Regions from separate parts of the Homo sapiens genome. Here region 2 is linked to region 1. The links are chromatin loops, found by intact Hi-C in ENCODE. Cell type or tissue: ovary. All regions are shown on one strand. Links, peaks and the distances in the headings refer to the core of each region. The heading gives the core; the rest is flanking DNA. Region 1 has its middle 220 kb from the start of THORLNC. Region 2 overlaps EN1 (engrailed homeobox 1).

Region 1 (4,392 bases), core at 200-4,199:
TTTATAGTAGTTTCATGGTTTAAGGTCTTAGATTTAAGTCTGTAACCCATTTTTATTTGATTTTTGTATATGGTGGGAGAGAGGGGTCTAGTTTCATTCTTCTGCATGTGGTTATCCAGTTTTCCCAGCACCATTTATTGAAGAGACTGTCTTTCCCCCAGTGCATGTTCATGGCACCTTTGTAAAAAATGAGTTCACTTTGGTGTGTGGATTTGTTTCTAGGTTCTCTATTCTGTTTCATTGGTCTATGCCTGTTTTTATGATAGTACCATGATGTTTTGGTTACTATAGCTCTGTAGTATAATTTGAATTCAGGTAATGTGATTCCTCTACTTTTCTTTTTTTGCTTAGGATAATCGTTTTCTATTCTGGGTTGTTTGTAGTTACATATACATTTCAGAATTGCTTTTTCTATTTCTGTGAAGAATATCATTGGTATTTTGATAGGGACTGCAGTCAATCTGTAGATTGCTTTGGGTAGTATGAACATTTTAACAACATTAATTCTTCAAATCCATGAACATGGAACTTTTTTTATTTTTTGGTGTCCTCTTCAATTTCTTTTATGTATTTTATAGTTTTCTTTGTAGATAACTTTTACTTCTTTGGTTAATGCCTAGGTATTTAATTTTATGTGTGGGTATTGTAAATGGGATTACTTTTCATGTTTTATTCTTTCACATTGTTAACTGTTGGCATATAGAAATGCTACTGATTTTTGTATGTTGATTTTGTATCCTGCAACTTCATTGAATTTATTTTTTAGTTCTAGTAGATTTTTGGTGTAATATTTAGGTCTTTCCAAATATAAGATCATATAATCTGTAAACAAGAATAATTTAACTTCTTCCTTTCCAATTTGGATACCCTTAATATCTTTCTGTTGTCTGATTGCTCTAGCTAGGACTTCCAGTACTATATCCCAGTACTGTAACAGTGGTGACAATGAGCATCCTTTGTTGTGTTCCAGACCTTAGAGGAAAGGCTTTCACTTCTTCCGCATTGAGTATGATACTAGCAGTGTGTCTGTCATATACGGCTTTTTATTATGTTGTGGTATGTTCCTTCTATCTCCAGTTTTTTGAGAGTTTTTATCATAAAGGGACATTAAATTTTATCAAATGCTTTTTCACCGTCAATTAATAATATGGTTTTTGTCCTTCATTCTGTTGATATGCTGTATCACATTGATTGATTTGTTGTATGTTGAGCCAGACTTGCATCCTGGGGATAAATCCCATTTGGTCATGATGAATGATCTTTCTAACGTATTGTCAAATTCAGTTTGCTAGTATTTTGTTGAGGATTTTTGCATCAATATGTATCACAGATATTGACCTACAGCTTTTCTTTTTATGTGTCTTCATTAGGTTTTGTTGGTATCAGGGTAATACTGGCCTCGTACAGTGAGTTTGGAAATATTCCCTACTCTGTTTTTTGGAATAGTTTGAGAAGGATTGGCGTCAGTTTTTCTTCAACTATTTGGTTGAATTCAGCAGTGAAACTATCAGCTCCTGTGCTTTCCTTTATTGGGAGACTTTTTATTTACAGCTTCAATCTCATTACTTCTTCTTACTTGTTAGGCTGTTCAGGTTTTGGATTTCCTCTTGTTTCAATCTTGGTAGGTTGTATGTATCTAGGAATTTGTCTATTTCCAATTTATTGGCATATAGTTGCTCATAGTGGCCACTGATGATCCTTTGAATTTCTGAAGTATCAGTTATATTGTCACCTTTTTCATTTTTGATTTTATTTATTTGGATCTTCTCTTTTTTTCTTAGTTATTCTTGCTAAAGATTTGTCAACTTCATTTAACTTTTCAAAAAACCAACTTTTGGTTTAATTGACCTTTTGTGTTTTTTATTTCAATTTCATTTATTTCTGCTCTGATCTTTATTATTTCTTTTCTTCTACTAATTTTGGGTTTGGTTTGCTCTTGCTTTTTCCAAGGTTTTTAAATGGTCTGAGAATCCTGGTATGTGAAGAAAATTGTTTAACATTGTGTAGCTATATTTTACTAAACTTTCTTACCACACTGCAGGGTATATTTGGCACATGTGTTCACTAGTTATTTCTAGAACTGAATTTAAATAGGGGACTTATAAAGGAGTGATATGGTTTGGCTCTGTGTCCCCATCCAAATCTCACGTCAAATTGTAATTCCCAGTGGTGGAGGAGGGACCTGCTGGAAGGTAATTGAATCATGGGGGCGGACTTCCCCCTTGCTGTCTCATGATAGAGTTCTTACAGGATCTAGTTTTTTAAAAGTGTGTGGCACCTCCCCCTCCTCTCTCCTGCTCTGGTCATGTGAAGGCTGTGCCTGCTTCCCCTATGCCTTCCACCATAATTGTAAGTTTCCTGAGGCCTTCCCTCACTGCCTGCAGAGCTGTGAGCCGATTAAACCTCTTTTCTTAATAAATCACCCAGTCTCAGGTATGTCTTTATAGCAGTCTAAGAAAGGACTAATACAGGGAGCGTGGTTTTAATACATGGCCTCCAATTCTGTGACACTCCTCCTTTCAAGAGTTAGGGTCTATGTCTGCTCTCCTTGAATCAGGGTGGGTTTATGACTACTTTAACTTATAGAGTCCTGCAGAAGTGCTCTGTGCCTGGATACACATGCCCACATAGCTTCTGCCACATTGCATTTGGAGTCCCAAGCCACCATGTAACCATGATGCCACTGGATGTCTAACTATCCAGAGACTACCAAAATCATGAGACCACATCCAGGTGTAGTGGTCAGCAGCTAAGCCCAGCCATCTCCTCCACTGCGTCAGCATGTAAGTGAAATCATCTTGGATCTTCCAGACCCAAATTATGCTCCAACTGAATACCACCACCAAAAGACCTCCATTGCTACCATGTAGAATAGATGGATCACTCAGCTGAGCCCTGCTTGAATTCCTGACTCACAAAATCAAAAGAAATAATAAAACAGTTGCTTGAACCTCTAAGTTTGGTGTTAGTTTTTTGCATAGGAATAGATATATCAGGGTAGGGGTGTTTAAATTATTATTTGTGGGTGAGAAACCTGAGTGTCTCCTCTGAGACATTCCAAAGCTAGAAGGACCAGGACCCACTAGCGAAAGCTTAGAGTCTGGGGATACCAACAGATCAGCACTTTGATTCAATTTGATAAACAAGTCATCAGTTTAGCATTAAGCAAAAAATGTGAACAGAGTGAGAACAGGTTGGAAACAAGAACGTTTTTGGACTGTTATACCTTACCTTTCCTGCCTGATATATGGATGTGCTAGGCTGAGACAGAGCCACTGCCTTGCTGCATGAACCTAAATCTTCTGATGTAGACATCAAGGAACCAACCACATTTTCCTACCACAAGGGGCTTGGTCTCTCTCTAAGATATAATCATGCATTGGATGGAACATGGAGAAGATTCTGATGTCTTTATGTCCATGGGGAGGAAATAAGTGATAGTGATAGTAAATTAATTTCTGGAAGGGTCAGATTAGCTATGACTGATCACCGGATATCATAAAACCCAAATTGCTTGATTCATTTCCTTTATGATTCTGCCCTCCACCTACACAGGACCATCCAATGGTACTCCAGTGAGTCAGTGGTTCCTTCCTTTATACCTGTCACTACTCTCAGTTTCTTTATCTAGGTTCTTCCCTCTGTTTATGTTACATCAAATAATGTATTAATCAGGAATGGACTGCTGCCTTGGCTGGCTCTGATACCTTCCTATTTATTGCGTTCCCAGACTGCTCTCCTAGTGAGCCTAGACACATACCACTTGATCCTGGAGTATGATATGGATGAAACCACTGGGGATGAGGGAGAAAATGTGCTATTCTCACACGGACCCCACAGACGCATATTGAAATGGCTGATGCTTATGTGCAAACACTCTCTTATCCAATTAGTCATTAGCACTTGATAATGACACCTCCTATGTATATTACTAATCCAACACATCCTCTCAATCACTGCTCTAGTTCCGACACTCATCATTCTCTTCTTATATAACATTTGCCTTCTGACTCATCTCCTTTCTTCCAGTTTCTCCCCAGCTGTTGTCTGAGGAGTTTTTCTAAAGCACAAATCTGACATATTGCTCTCCTGCATAAGATTCTTCTCACTGCATACAGGGCAAAGTCCAAATTTTATAATGTTACCATATTGGTCATAGTCCAGTGAAAAAGAAACTATTCTAGCTATTTTAAATAAGTGGAATTTAATAGAGGGAACTGGTTACATAGCTAATGAAAGATGATAAGGCAATGCGGACATTAACGAGGAGGAGGTGGGAGCTGCCATCATTGAGGTAGGGGCTCTATTAGGACCTTCAGCCACAAAAAAAGATGATGTAGCTGCTGCCAGAGAGGTCCCCTAAGGCAGAGCAATACCCTGGTTTCTGTCCTG
Region 2 (4,392 bases), core at 329-4,328, 440 kb after region 1:
AGGAGATAATGGGCAAGAAAGCAAATTACATAATAATGACATTCACGTCTATACACTTTACTGACACAATCATGGGGATGGGTGACCACCTTCTCCTCCTCTCGCTGGGTTAAAGGAAAGAGCTCTTGACTTTGATCTCTTGGATAGAGGAAGGGGAGCATGAGGAATGGGGTGGTTCCTAGAGTTGCTGCTCACACCGACCTCTGTCCCAGCCTCTGGACCTGGTAGTCTTGGGGGACTTGAATATCCTAAGAGGCCACAATAGGGAGGGGAGAAGGGAGTGTAGCCAATTCCTAGACATTCAAAATAGTAAGGTTCTCCAATATATAGAGTTGAGCATCCTTAACATCACATCTGATGTGCTGGGAGGGTGAAATGGAATGGGACTCTTCCTGAAATTCTGAGAGGTATTAGGAGAAGGGTGCTCCAAGACACAGGCCTCAGACTGTTTAACAGGAAAGCCTGGAAGGCTTGAAGAGTCCAAGCCCACTCCCCAAGGCAAGCAAAGCACAGGCTTTTGACTACCAGAAAACAACTCCCCTAGACCAACCCCAGGGAAGGGCCCATCTCACTGCTTCTAACTCTGCCCACAAAGATTGGTTGAGCACCTATTATATGCAAGAGTTACTCCTCCAGAAAACAATGGGCAGATGGAAGGAAGGAAATTAATTGCAATAAAGTTGGGAACCCACAGCAGTGTCAAATGCACCCTCCAATTCCACTCTAGCCGCCAAACCCTTATGTAGGGATTTGGAGGGGACCTAGGCTTCCTGGGATTGAGATCTAGCCCTGTTAGTTCCCCGGCCAGGAGCAAACAGTACATTGGGCCAAATCAGGGAAAATTTTTCAATAAAAAAGGTGGAATAACTAGCCATTATCATTTTGCACAAAATCAATCCTACAAAAACAGTTGAGAAACTCAAGGGAAGAGCACAGAGAACAGGGATCTCACACATGAACAAACCCAGCAAACACACCTGCAGACATTCCAGTGTGCAAACACAAATTCATGCATGTACACACAGTGAACTCACAAACGTCCAATTGTGTATCTAATTAGAGAAGAAAATCAGTTGCACAATACTCACGGGTACAGGAATACACAAAAAACTGGTAGGAACTTAGGTGCACCAATATCTGCACATTATTGTATATGCACACAAGTATGTGTGGGCACCTGCCCGTCTAGCTGCACACGTGTGGGTATATACATACATATTGCCGAAGAGAGAAAAAATGTGGGAGTGGAATTTACAATTTAAAAAAATCCTGGACAAAGATAATACCTCCTGAGAAGGAAACTTCCCTTCCTCCCCTTAACCTCTTAAGATCTGAGAGCAGCTCCTGCTCTGGAAGGATGGGCCCCAGTGTTAGCAGCAAGAGGCCAGACATTTCCTTCTGGGAACCCAGGGTGTCCTGAGGGCCCTGGGGGCTTCTATGTGCGCCCCCCTTGGTGAGGAAGAAAGTTAGGCTTTGTTGGGATGCCTAAGGGAACCCTCTTTGGTTTAGGGCCCAGATACGGCAGACGTGCGCCCACCTCGGGTTCAAGGCCCAAGCAGCCACTCCGAACAGCTTTCCCAGCATTTGGGCCTCCTCTCCTCCGGCATTGCGGGCCCAGGAGATCCGAGCCCCGCGAGGCTCCGCAGGCCGCCCCCGGACCTGCTGCTTCGCCAACAGAAGCCCTCCCGCAAACGAAGTGCAGTGAGTCCAGGCGGCCAAGAGGCCAGGCCAAAGTGCCCCTCGCCCAAGCGGGCTGTCGGGGAGGGAGGAAGGCAGGCCCCCTTCTATCTCTGGATAAAAAAAATCTGCAGCAAAACCTGCACCAGGGGAAATAAAAGAAAGAAAGAAAAAGAAAAGTGCAGGTTGGAGTGAAAAGCAGTTTGTACAGGAGGAGGCCGCCACTGGGCTGGGCCTGGACCGGTGCGGGGAGCTGCCCCGCAGCCCAGGCAGCGTTTCCGAAGCCAGGACTGTGGTTGTCGGCCTTTGAGTTCCCTTGAACGCAATCGGAGACCAGGCGTGTCCCGCCAGACCCTTCAGACCCAGGCTAAACCCAAATCTGGGTCGCGCTTCCCCTTCGCCCTGCATTCGTTGTGCGGTGATCGCAAGGCCCGGCCGGCTCCCCGCCCGGCGTGCGCAGGGGCGCTGGGGCGCTGTGTGCCCGGACCCACGTCCTTCCCGAGCCCGCAAACAGGAGAGCCGCCAGCGCTCGTGAGCACAGTGTACACTTTATTTCAGACTACAGGTTTCTGAACATAATAAAATCTTTGGCTTGTAGCGGCGGTTCAGTCTCGCAGTCTGTGGGGTCGTATTTCTCAACAAGTCTCCGGAAAACGAAAGGGGGGCAGAACAGACAGACCGACAGAAGGGACCCGGGAGGTGGGGGAGAAGAGGTGGGCAGACACGAAAGGAAACACACTCTCGCACACAAAGAAAAGTCCCAGAGAAACCAGGGCCGGCGATGCGGGTCGGGAGGCACCGGAGAAGCAATGACATTCAAATGAAAAAGGCAACGAAAACGAAACTGGGCGGGGGCAGCGAGGCGGTGGGGGAGGGGATAAAATAATTATAATAATTATAATAATTATAACAATAATAATAAAGGAGATTAATAAAAATGTCCAGCAAATAGAGATCGCTACACGTATGTGTTTTCCTTACCTGAAATTAAATATATACAAGGTCGTAAGCGGTTTGGCTAGATAGAGCTTTAAGGAGTTCGCAGTTTCGTCCCTTATACTGGGAATAGAGAATGGATCTTATTTTTCGATAGCACCTGTCCGAGTCTTTCTCCCTTTTCAAAAATGCTGCGTTTCAACGTCATTGTCCATTCTGAGGCTCTCTTTCTGTCTCTCTCGCTCTTTTCCCTGCGCTCCCTCCCTCCTTGGAGCAGATGCTTTCTCCCCCAGCGAGGGGCCGGGAGACGACGGCGGCGGTGCCGGGAGGGGGCGCGGGCGCGGCCCCGGCCTGTGGCGGCTACTCGCTCTCGTCTTTGTCCTGGACCGTGGTGGTGGAGTGGTTGTACAGTCCCTGGGCCATGAGGTGCAGCGCCAGGCCGTTCTTGATGCCTGTGGCTTTCTTGATCTTGGCGCGCTTGTTCTGGAACCAGATCTTGATCTGGGACTCGTTGAGGCTGAGTTCCTGGGCCAGGGTCTGCCGCCGCTGCTCCGTGATGTAGCGGTTTGCCTGGAACTCCGCCTTGAGTCTCTGCAGCTGCTCGGCCGTGAACGCGGTCCGCGGCCGCTTGTCCTCCTTCTCGTTCTTCTTCTTCTTCAGCTTCCTGGTGCGCGGACCTGCAGCGGCGGAGAGGGCCGGGGTGGGGTGGGGGTGGGGACCGAGGGCAGAAGGGAGGGGGGAGAGGGCAAAGGAAGCCGTGAGAATAGCATTGCCGAGCTGGGCCGCGAGCCCCGCGCTTCCGGGGCGATCTCGGAGGCCCTGCTGAACCCCTGGCTCCCTCCCGCCAGCCAATCCCTGGATCGAAGTGCCCCTCACCAGACCACTGGGGTCCCCGGGTTCCCTTTGGGAGGGCAAAGGAGCAGTGAAGGAAAGCTGGTTGAGGTTGTAGGTGCACCCCACACCCCAATTCTCACAGGACAGTCAGGGACAGACCGAAATCACAACATTTCCAAGCCAAGAAGGCAGGAATCCAAGATGAGGAGATATTTGGAGCTCATATGGCCCAGCCCAGAGTTGGGGGTCAGGGGCCTGCTGTCCTCACCGCCCCGGAATAGATAGGACTGGGGCAGTGAGGGCAGGCCCTGGGGGAGTCGCCAGCCTGCAAACAAATCTTCCTCTCCTCCTCAAGAATCATACCTACAGGAGAAACTACAATAAGACCCCATCTGCTTGTAGCTATTGACCTCAGAAAACAACGGGATAGTGAGCCGGCTGGGAGAGGGCTGCTTAGCTCCAAAGTATTTGGTGTCTGCCCCCCTCCCCGCACCCCTCCCTCCCACACACACCTCCTCGCCTTCTTTCTCTTTGGCCTAAAGGAAGCCTTTTCTAGGGTCTCAGGGATGCAGGGACCACCCCTTCTCTGAAGGAGAAAAGGCCCTGATCCATCCTCATGACCCTGGCTCTGGGTTTTCAGCCTTGCCCCTTGGATGGTGCCAATAAGAAAGGGAGGGCCTTCCACATTCCTCTAACCGGCTGCGTGGGGCAGGGTCTCTCTTATCTGGGTCTTCCTTATCTCCCCTTTCAACTGATGCAATTTCAGGATTAAAAACTCCTGAATAACAAAAACAAGCCGGATTGGCTTTCTCTGCCTACTGATGACATTTGCAAGGAGACTGCAGCCCCTTCCCCCACCTATGAGCAAAAAGGAGAGGGAGGGAAGCAGGGACAATCCAGAAAAAAAAAAATGTGCTTTGACCACCAGATAGGAATGGGAAGGGG

What was found. Peaks named below come from ENCODE experiments on the same cell type or tissue, not always from the same donor. Only the 100,000 strongest peaks of a DNase experiment are listed, where the experiment ranks them.
Region 2: a loop joins it to region 1, with 5 times the contacts of the local background. A loop is called at or near these places in 1 of 110 quality-filtered maps.

What each region holds. Positions count from the first base shown.
Region 1 is chr2:118,400,303-118,404,694 of GRCh38, forward strand. No RefSeq gene overlaps it. Among named protein-coding and RNA genes, the nearest start is that of THORLNC, 220 kb to the left of the region's middle. In ovary, for the core only: no CTCF peak of the experiment used is centred there; no DNase peak of the experiment used is centred there.
Region 2 is chr2:118,839,965-118,844,356 of GRCh38, forward strand. It overlaps EN1 (engrailed homeobox 1), which reads right to left. Exons shown (of 2, transcript NM_001426.4): 2 at 2,207-3,290. The coding sequence ends at 2,974. Among named protein-coding and RNA genes, the nearest start is that of EN1, 5.5 kb to the right of the region's middle. RefSeq lists an enhancer at 2,279-2,859. In ovary, for the core only: no CTCF peak of the experiment used is centred there; DNase peaks (open chromatin) are centred at 2,497 and 3,227; H3K4me3 peaks cover 396 bases.